2 separate regions of the Homo sapiens genome follow, and region 2 is linked to region 1. Evidence: chromatin loops called from intact Hi-C (ENCODE). Cell type or tissue: mucosa of descending colon. All regions are shown on one strand. Region 1 overlaps ELFN2 (extracellular leucine rich repeat and fibronectin type III domain containing 2). Region 2 has its middle 11 kb from the start of CARD10.

The links. A loop is a pair of places that touch in the nucleus more often than their neighbours do. Peaks named below come from ENCODE experiments on the same cell type or tissue, not always from the same donor. Only the 100,000 strongest peaks of a DNase experiment are listed, where the experiment ranks them.
Region 2: a loop joins it to region 1, with 7 times the contacts of the local background. A loop is called at or near these places in 1 of 110 quality-filtered maps.

The regions. Positions count from the first base shown.
Region 1 is chr22:37,415,354-37,419,353 of GRCh38, forward strand. It overlaps ELFN2 (extracellular leucine rich repeat and fibronectin type III domain containing 2), which reads right to left. Exons shown (of 3, transcript NM_052906.5): 2 at 2,416-2,566. Among named protein-coding and RNA genes, the nearest start is that of ELFN2, 10 kb to the right of the region's middle. RefSeq lists an enhancer at 894-1,438. In mucosa of descending colon, no CTCF peak of the experiment used is centred here; no DNase peak of the experiment used is centred here.
Region 2 is chr22:37,528,567-37,532,566 of GRCh38, forward strand. No RefSeq gene overlaps it. Among named protein-coding and RNA genes, the nearest start is that of CARD10, 11 kb to the left of the region's middle. In mucosa of descending colon, no CTCF peak of the experiment used is centred here; DNase peaks (open chromatin) are centred at 1,295 and 1,575.

The DNA.
Region 1 (4,000 bases):
AGTGGCCAGGGGCTCAGGCAACGGCTGTGGGGACAGGGCTCGCCTGATGAAAGTGCACACACAGGCCCTGGGGCAGGCAGGAGAGGAGCACCAGAGAGGGAGCCTGCCACACCTGCTCCATCCTGGCTCAGCCACCAGGGTACTATGTGCCTGTCAGAAGGCTCTCTGCCTCTCCGGCCCCGTTCCTGTTACCACCAACTCAGGACCGTACTCCCACCACTAAGGGTCATGGGGAAAGGTACGATGCCACAGAACTCTAGTGAGATCTGGCTTCCCTACGCGTGTCAGGAAATCATTTTAAAACGATTTTTAAAAGTAATGATGGTGGGCCAGGCGCGGTGGCTCACGCCTGTAATCCCAGCACTTTGGGAGGCTGAGGCGGGTGGATCACAAGGTCAGGAGATCAAAACCATCCTGGCTAACACCGTGAAACTCCATCTCTACTAAAAATACAAAAAATTAGCCAGGCGTGGTGGCACGCGCCTATAGTCCCAGCTACTCAAGGAGGCTGAAGCAGGAGAATCGCTTGAACCCGGGAGACGGAGGTTGCAGTGAGCAGAGATAGTGCCACTGCACTCCAGCCTGGGTGACAGAGCGAGACTCCGTCTCAAAAAAAAATAATAATAATGATGATGGTGGTGGTGGTTCCCAGTCACTGAGAGTCTATTACATACCAGGAGCCATCACATCCATGAGCCCAAATAACAGCCACCCTGGGAGGCATGTGCCTCATCTCCATTTTACAGAGGGGGAAACTGAGGCCAGAGGTCCTCCACCGTAAAAACCAGAGCCAGGTTGCAAACCCAGAACTCGCTGCTCTCCTGTGCAGCTTCCTGTTTTTAGTAATTGAATGAAATGCTGCTTCAGGAGAACCCCTGGGGACTGGGGGGAGAGAGAGGACTCAACGGTGTCAGAGAGACAGGCTCCCCCAGGGAAGGAGTTAGGCCTGCTGAGTCCGGCACTCAGGGAGGGAGATGCTCCCCAGAACGTGCCTGCTGGGTGACCTTGGGCAAGTCACTTCCCGTCTGATTCCTCAAAGGCAGGTACCAATGCTGGTCCCCCAGAGAACGGCACTGGGTCAACAGGTCCTCAGCAAACATGACGGATGGGGACAAAGTCACTTGGGGGCAAGAAAGGAGCATGTGCCCAGATGAGAGACTTATGAGATCAGAGGCCCTGGGGAGCGAGAGGGCTCAAGGAGGCAGAGGTGGGAAGATCATGACCACAGAAGTGGGAGGGAAGGGCTGGGTGGAGGCACTGGGAGGAAGCAAGCGCTGGTGCAGCAGGGTCTCCGGTCTGTCCACAGGGGCAGGCAGGATAAGTGCAGACCCGCCCACTGTGCCTCACTCCCCAGCCCTCCACCACCAAGAACCCCCACTTCAGCCTGTGACAGCAACACCAAGTCCCCTGCAGCAGCCCTTCCCCCACCACACCTCCTCCGTCCTCCGGGGCGCACCCACCACCCTGCACAAGCCCCCTTCAGGGCACCCATCACTACCCCTTTCCTGGGGACCTCCAACACCTGGACAGCCACAGCCCCTCCACGTGGGGACCACCGCACCTTGGAGATAGCATCTCCCTATCCTTAGCAACCACCAACACTGTGCGCAGCCAGCCAGCCTCCTTTCTCTGTCTCCTCCTCTCTCCACGGAGACCACAATGCCACAGAGGCGGCTCCCTCACCACGGCAACCACCGTCACTCAGCGCCGCCTGGACAACAGCTCCCTCCACGTGGCCGCCACCAACACAGCCTCGGTGACAGCCCCAGCCTCTCCTCTCCTCTCCTCTCCAGGGCAGCCACCAGCCCCAGCCAGGACGGAGCAGCTCCTTCTGCCTGCCTGTCTGCCTGTTTGCGGCCTCCTAGTGCCAGACGGCTCTCCCTGTGCCTCCAAAATTCAATGACATAGGATCAGGCCCCATATCAATTCTGCTGGCGTTTTCCCCTGCTCCCGGCTCACTTCCAGCCTCTCTCTCTACAATGGACAGACCCCCACCTGAGCGAGACCCCCACCATGTTGTCCCAGGCCTTCCCCTGGAAGCTGGCTCTCCACCCCCAGCAGGTGCACAGATGCCCCCTGACCTGCTGGAGTGCAGACTAAGCCTGCCTCAGCCTCTCTGCCGGGTGATGGGGCAGGAGCTGGGGTCCTTGAGCCAACAGGGGCTTCCTGCCCACCCTCCCCAGTGGGCTTGTCTTAGCCCCCAACAGGCCTGCCGCTCTGCAGGCCGCCTCATAGGCCCTGTGGAAGGAAAGCTGGGTGGGAGGGGTGCCCACGGCTGGGGGCAGGGGCCAGGCCCACAAGAAGGAACACACAGAAGCCTGAGGCTGGGCCACATCACAGGTTTGCAAGGCCGGGTCATGTGAGCTATGCTCACAGACAGCGACACACACACAGGCAAAAGGACCCTGTCCTTACCAGATGTCTGCAGCAGAGGAGGCCCCTCCGGCACTGTCCCCAACCTGGGTCTCAGAAAGGTTCCCCAGGCAGCAGCGGCAGCAGTAGCAATGAGATCTCAGGTCCTGGCCCAGCCCGGGTGGCAGCAGCTCCTCACCCAAGTCCTCTCCTTCTGCAGGGAGGCGAGGGGGAGAGAGGGGAGGGAGGGAGAGAAGGGGAGGAGAGGGAGGGGGGACAGCAGGAGGGAGGGAGGAGGGAAAAATGCTGAAGTCTTGAAGGGTACACTCACTTCTTTCTTGGGTTTCCCATGGCAACCGAATATACCACAAATGAATATCAGGGTGAGACAGAGAGGAGGTAAAGGGAGAGGAGGAATGGAGGGAGATGGAAGAGAGATGGAGAAAGACAGAGATAGAGAGATGGGGGAGACAGGGCAGGGAGAGATGGAGAGATGCAGAGAGAGATGGAGGCAGAGATGTGAAGGCACTGAGATGGAGAGATGGGGCAGGGAGAGGAGAAGAGATGGAGGTAGAGACAGAAGGATGATGAGGCAGGAGAGATGGAGGGCTGAGGCTTCCAATCGTAACCCATGGGGCTCAGGGGCCAGGGAAGAGGCCAGGGGCCACAGGGCTTCTTTCAAGCCCCTGGGCAGGAGGAGCAGGCACAGATGAGTGAGCTTTCTGGGAACCAAGGGGCCCCCACTCCCACCCCTTCACCTTGTCCCACACTCCCTACTGGGCTCCACAGCCTGGAGGTGTCTCCCCAGTCACACCCCAGTCACAGCCATGGTCACACATGTCACACCCACGTGTGTGTGCACACACACTCTCACACTCCCCTGACCCCCAGTGCCCCCACACAGCCCTCACCCCCTCCATGGCCAACTACCCTCCTCTCCTGTTGGTCACTCGGATCACCAACGCCGCCCAACCCCATCGTCAGCCGGGCCCCAGGGAACAAAGACACCCTCGCCCTCGGCACACCCTCTCCTCTTCAGAACTCTGCCAGGACTGGCACACGCCTTCCCCTATGTGCTCAGCCTGTTCCCAGCCAGGTGTAATGCCTCTACCCCACCTTCCCGCCACATGGGCTCACACACAGCCTAAGAGCACAGTACCTGGCTGACCTCCACCTGCACAGACAGGCGCTCCCAGACAGACGGGCCTCGGCGGAACCTCGTCTCCATCTGCGCAAACACGTGCGCACACACACTCAGCTCCTCCCGAGGAGGCCCCTCTCCCTGTCCCGCCCCACACCCCACCAGCCCAGATGGTACTCTTGGCCCTCCCCCGCAGGCAGGGGCTCACACCTCGGCCCCCTCGGCATTGCCATTCACAAACATATGTAGACCCACCAAGTGCTGGCAGCCAGCGGCGCCCAACGGAAAATAAACACACACTCGGGCCTCCCTTCCCCTCTCCCCGCCACACTGCCTCAACTCCCTCACCCCCTCCCAAAGGCAGAGAACTAGCAGGGCCGGCTTCCTCCAGGAAAGGCTCCCAGGCCTAGCTGGGAGCACACAATTGACCCTCAGCCCCTCAGCCAGCAGGGATGGGAAAGCACCCCAGAGGCACACACTATACCCTAACACACACACACACACATA
Region 2 (4,000 bases), 110 kb after region 1:
ACTTCCGTCTCTATAGAATGTAAACCCCTGAGAGCAGAGGTGGTGTTCGCACCTCCATCGCCGCATCCCTAGAGCCTAGCTCAGTGCCTGGCGCGCAGCTGGTACTCCACAGATATAGGTACAATCAATGAATGAATAGTACGTAGTAGGTTCCTAGTAAATCCCACACACTAAGCCTAGCTCATCAGTGACTGGCATACAGGTGCTCTCAAGAGATATGTGTAAAATGAATTAATTAATAGTATGAATTAGGTTCCCAATGAGCGGGCTCCCAGAGAGCAGGATAGGACCCTAGCGCTCGGGGCAATATAATAATTGCTAACATTATGGCTGGGTGAGGTGGCTCGTGGCTGTAATCCCAGCACTTTGAGAGGCCAAGGCAGGTAAATCACTCAAGCCCAGGAGTCTGAGACCAGCCTGGGCAACATGATGAAATCCTGTATCTACAAGAAAAGTACAAAAATTAGCTGGGTGTGGTGGCACATGCCCATAGTCCCAGCTACTCGGGGGGTGCTGAGGTGGAAGGATGGCCTGACCCTCCGAAGCGGAGGTTGCAGTGAGCCGAGATTGCGCCACTGCAGTCCGCAGTCCGGCCTGGGCGACAGAGTGTGACTCCGTCTCAAAAAAAAAAAAAGAAAAAATAATAATAATAATAATTGCCAACATTATGGAATGCTCGTTATATGCTAAGCAGCGTTCTGAGCACCTTTCCTCCCCACGACGAACCTGTGAAGCAGTCACTATTTATATATATATATATTTTTTTGTTTGTTTTTTTTGAGACTGAGCCTCACTTTCGTCACCCAGGCTGGAGTGCAGTGGCGCGATCTCGGCTTACTGCAACCTGCACCTCCTGGATTCAAGCGATTCTCCTGCCTCAGCCTCCTGAGTAGCTGGGATTACAGGTGCACACCACCACTCCTGGCTAATTTTTGTATTTTTAATAGAGACGGGGTTTCACCATGTTGGCCAAGCTGGTCTCAAACTCCTGACCTCAGGTAATCCACCCGCCTCGGCCTCTGAAAGTGCTGGGATTACAGGTATGAGCCACCGTGCCCGGCTAGCAGCCACAATTTCTATCCAGATTTCATGGATGAGGAAACTGAGGCTCAGAGGCAAGTAACTTGCTCCAGGGCACCCAGCTATGTGTCCTGGAATTTGAACCTAGACACACTCTGGTTCATAAAGTTGGCTTGCTTTTCAACACTGCCCACTACTGCAAGCAGGAAGACTTCCTGGAGGAGATGTGGCAGAAGCTGGGCCTGGGAGAGTGGAACAAATTCCTACAATAGGGAACTGAGTCGCTGGGTGCAGCAGCTGGCAGGAGTGGAGCAGAGAGGGCACTGGGGAATAAAGTTGGCAGGTGTTTCAGTTATCTATTGCTGATAGGAATCCACCCAAAAACATGGCAGCATTGACTTAGCAACAACCATATACTTAACTCAGGAATCTGCAACTGGCAGGACTCAGCAGACACAGCTCATCTCTGCTCACATGACATCAGTCCTCTGTGGTCTCACTACCTGGCCTCTACAACATGGTGGCAGCAGGGCAGCCAGCTTCCTACATGGTGGTTTCAAAGACACATGTCAAGAGACAGCCAGAGGAAGCCATCGCCTTTTATGATCTGGCCTTGGAAGTCAGCCAGTGTCACTTCTGTTATATTATATTAGTCAAAATACAAGTCTGCCCAGGTTCAGGGGAAAGGGGAGGACTGGGTATAGCCTGTTTTATACAGTCTGATAGATAGTTCTGGAGGCTGAGAAGTCCAAGATCAAGGAGTCAGGAGATTTGGGTCCGGTGAGGGCCCACTTTCTGGTTCATTGATGGTGCCTTCTTATTGTGTCTTCGTGATGGAAGGGGTGAGGGGTCTCTCAAAGGTCTCTTTTATAAGGACACTAATCCCACTCGTGAGGGCTCCACCTTCGTGATCTAACCACCTCCCCAAAGCCCCACCTCCTAATTTTTTTTTTTTTTTTTTTTGAGACGGAGTCTCGCTCTCTCGCCCAGGCTGGAGTGCAATGGCGCGATCTCTGCTCACTGCAACCTCTGCCTCCTGGGTTCAAGCAATTCTCCTACCTCAGCCTCCCAAGTAGCTGGGATTACAGGCGCCTGCCACCACACCCGGCTAATTTTTTGTATTTTTAGTAGAGACAGGGTTTCATCATGTTCGCCAGGCTAGTCTCGTACTCCTAACCTCAAGTGATTCTCCCGCCTCAGCCTCCCAAAGTGCTGGGATTACAGGCATGAGCCACTGCGCCTGGATGCCCTACCTCCTAATACCATCCATCACCTTGAAGGTTAGGATTTCAACATATGAATTTTAGGAAGAAACATTCAGACTATAGCATGATGAAAAAACAGCATTTAAGTGTTATAAACCCCGAGAAAGCAAAAATAACATCAACAATAATAGTAGGAGGGGAAATAGGGAAAAATGTAAAAGAGCTTTCACCTTTTGTTAGAAAGAACCGATTCAAACTGATTAAATTGAAACATGTAGTTCTTTTTTAATTATTCCAAATATTCCAAATAAAAGATAAGACTGTCAGGATGAATAAAGTAACAAACTCCACTATATGCTACTTACAAGATATATGATTTAAATATAACAGCACAGAAGGCCCGGCGCAGTGGCTCACACTGGGTGGGTGGATCACGAGGTCAGGAGTTCAAAACCAACCTGGCCAAGACGGTGAAACCCCATCTCTACTAAAAATACAAAAATTAGCTGGTGGTGGTGGTGGTGGTCACCTGTAATCCCAGCTGCTCGGGAGGCTGAGGCAGAGAATTGCTTGAACTTGGGAGGCAGAGGTTGCAATGAGATGAGATCACGCCACTGTACTCCAGCCTTGGAAACAGAGCAAGACTCCGTCTCAAAAAAAGAAAAAAAAGAAAAGAACACAGAAAGGTTGCGAATTTAAAGATGGAAAGAGATCTATCACCCAAACAATAACCACAAAAAAATCTGCTGTACCTGTCCCAAAGTTAAAGAGTAGAATTTAAGGTAGGAAGCATGAGCAGAAACTTCATTTCAGTTAGGAAGGTATCAGAATCCCAAGTCTGTATACATCCAATAGCAGAGCTTCAAAATACAAGTAAAGCCCAATGGAACTAACAGGAGAAATGGGCAAGTCTAGTCATGGAAGGAGACTTAAACACACATCTCCAAAAAACTTATGTGGATTTAACAAAGTCACTAGATATGGGGTCAATAGATAAGATCAACTATATCTCTGTCTACTAGCCACAAATATAAACAAAGTTTTTTGTTTGTTTGTTTGTTTGTTTTTTGAGACGGGGTCTCGCTCTGTCGCCCAGGCTGGAGTGCAGTGGCACGATCTCAGCTCACTGCAAGCTCCACCTCCCAGGTTCACGCCATTCTCCTGCCTCAGCCTCCCGAGTAGCTGGGACTACAGGCGCCTGCCACCACGCCTGGCTAATTTTTTTGTATTTTTAGTAGAGACGGGGTTTCACCGTGTTAGACAGGATGGTTTCGATCTCCTGACCTCATGATCCGCCCGCCTCGGCCTCCCAAAGTACTGGGATTACAGGCGTGAGCCACAGCGCCCGGTCTATAAACAAAGTTTTTTAAATGAACCCATTAAACTCATAGCAGATAATATGGAAGAAAATCTAGATTACCTCGGGTTTGGCAATGACTTTTTTTTTATTTTTATTTTTCCGTTGTTGTTGCTGTTTTTGGTTTTGTTTTTGGAGACAGGGTCTTGCACTGTCACCCAGGCTGGAGTGCAGTGGCACAATCGTGGTTCACTGCGGCCTCAACCCTCTGGGCTCAAGCAACCCTCCTGCCTCAGCCTCTGGAAGTACTGGGATTACACGCGTGAGCCACCACACCCAGCCTTATTTTTCTTTTCATTTTTTTCCTTCTGGTTTGTCACGGGCTCAGAAAGAGGGCAATGACTTTTTAGATAATCCATAAAAGAAATAATTGATGAGGCCAGGTACAGTGGCTCACGCCTGTAATCCCAGCACTTGG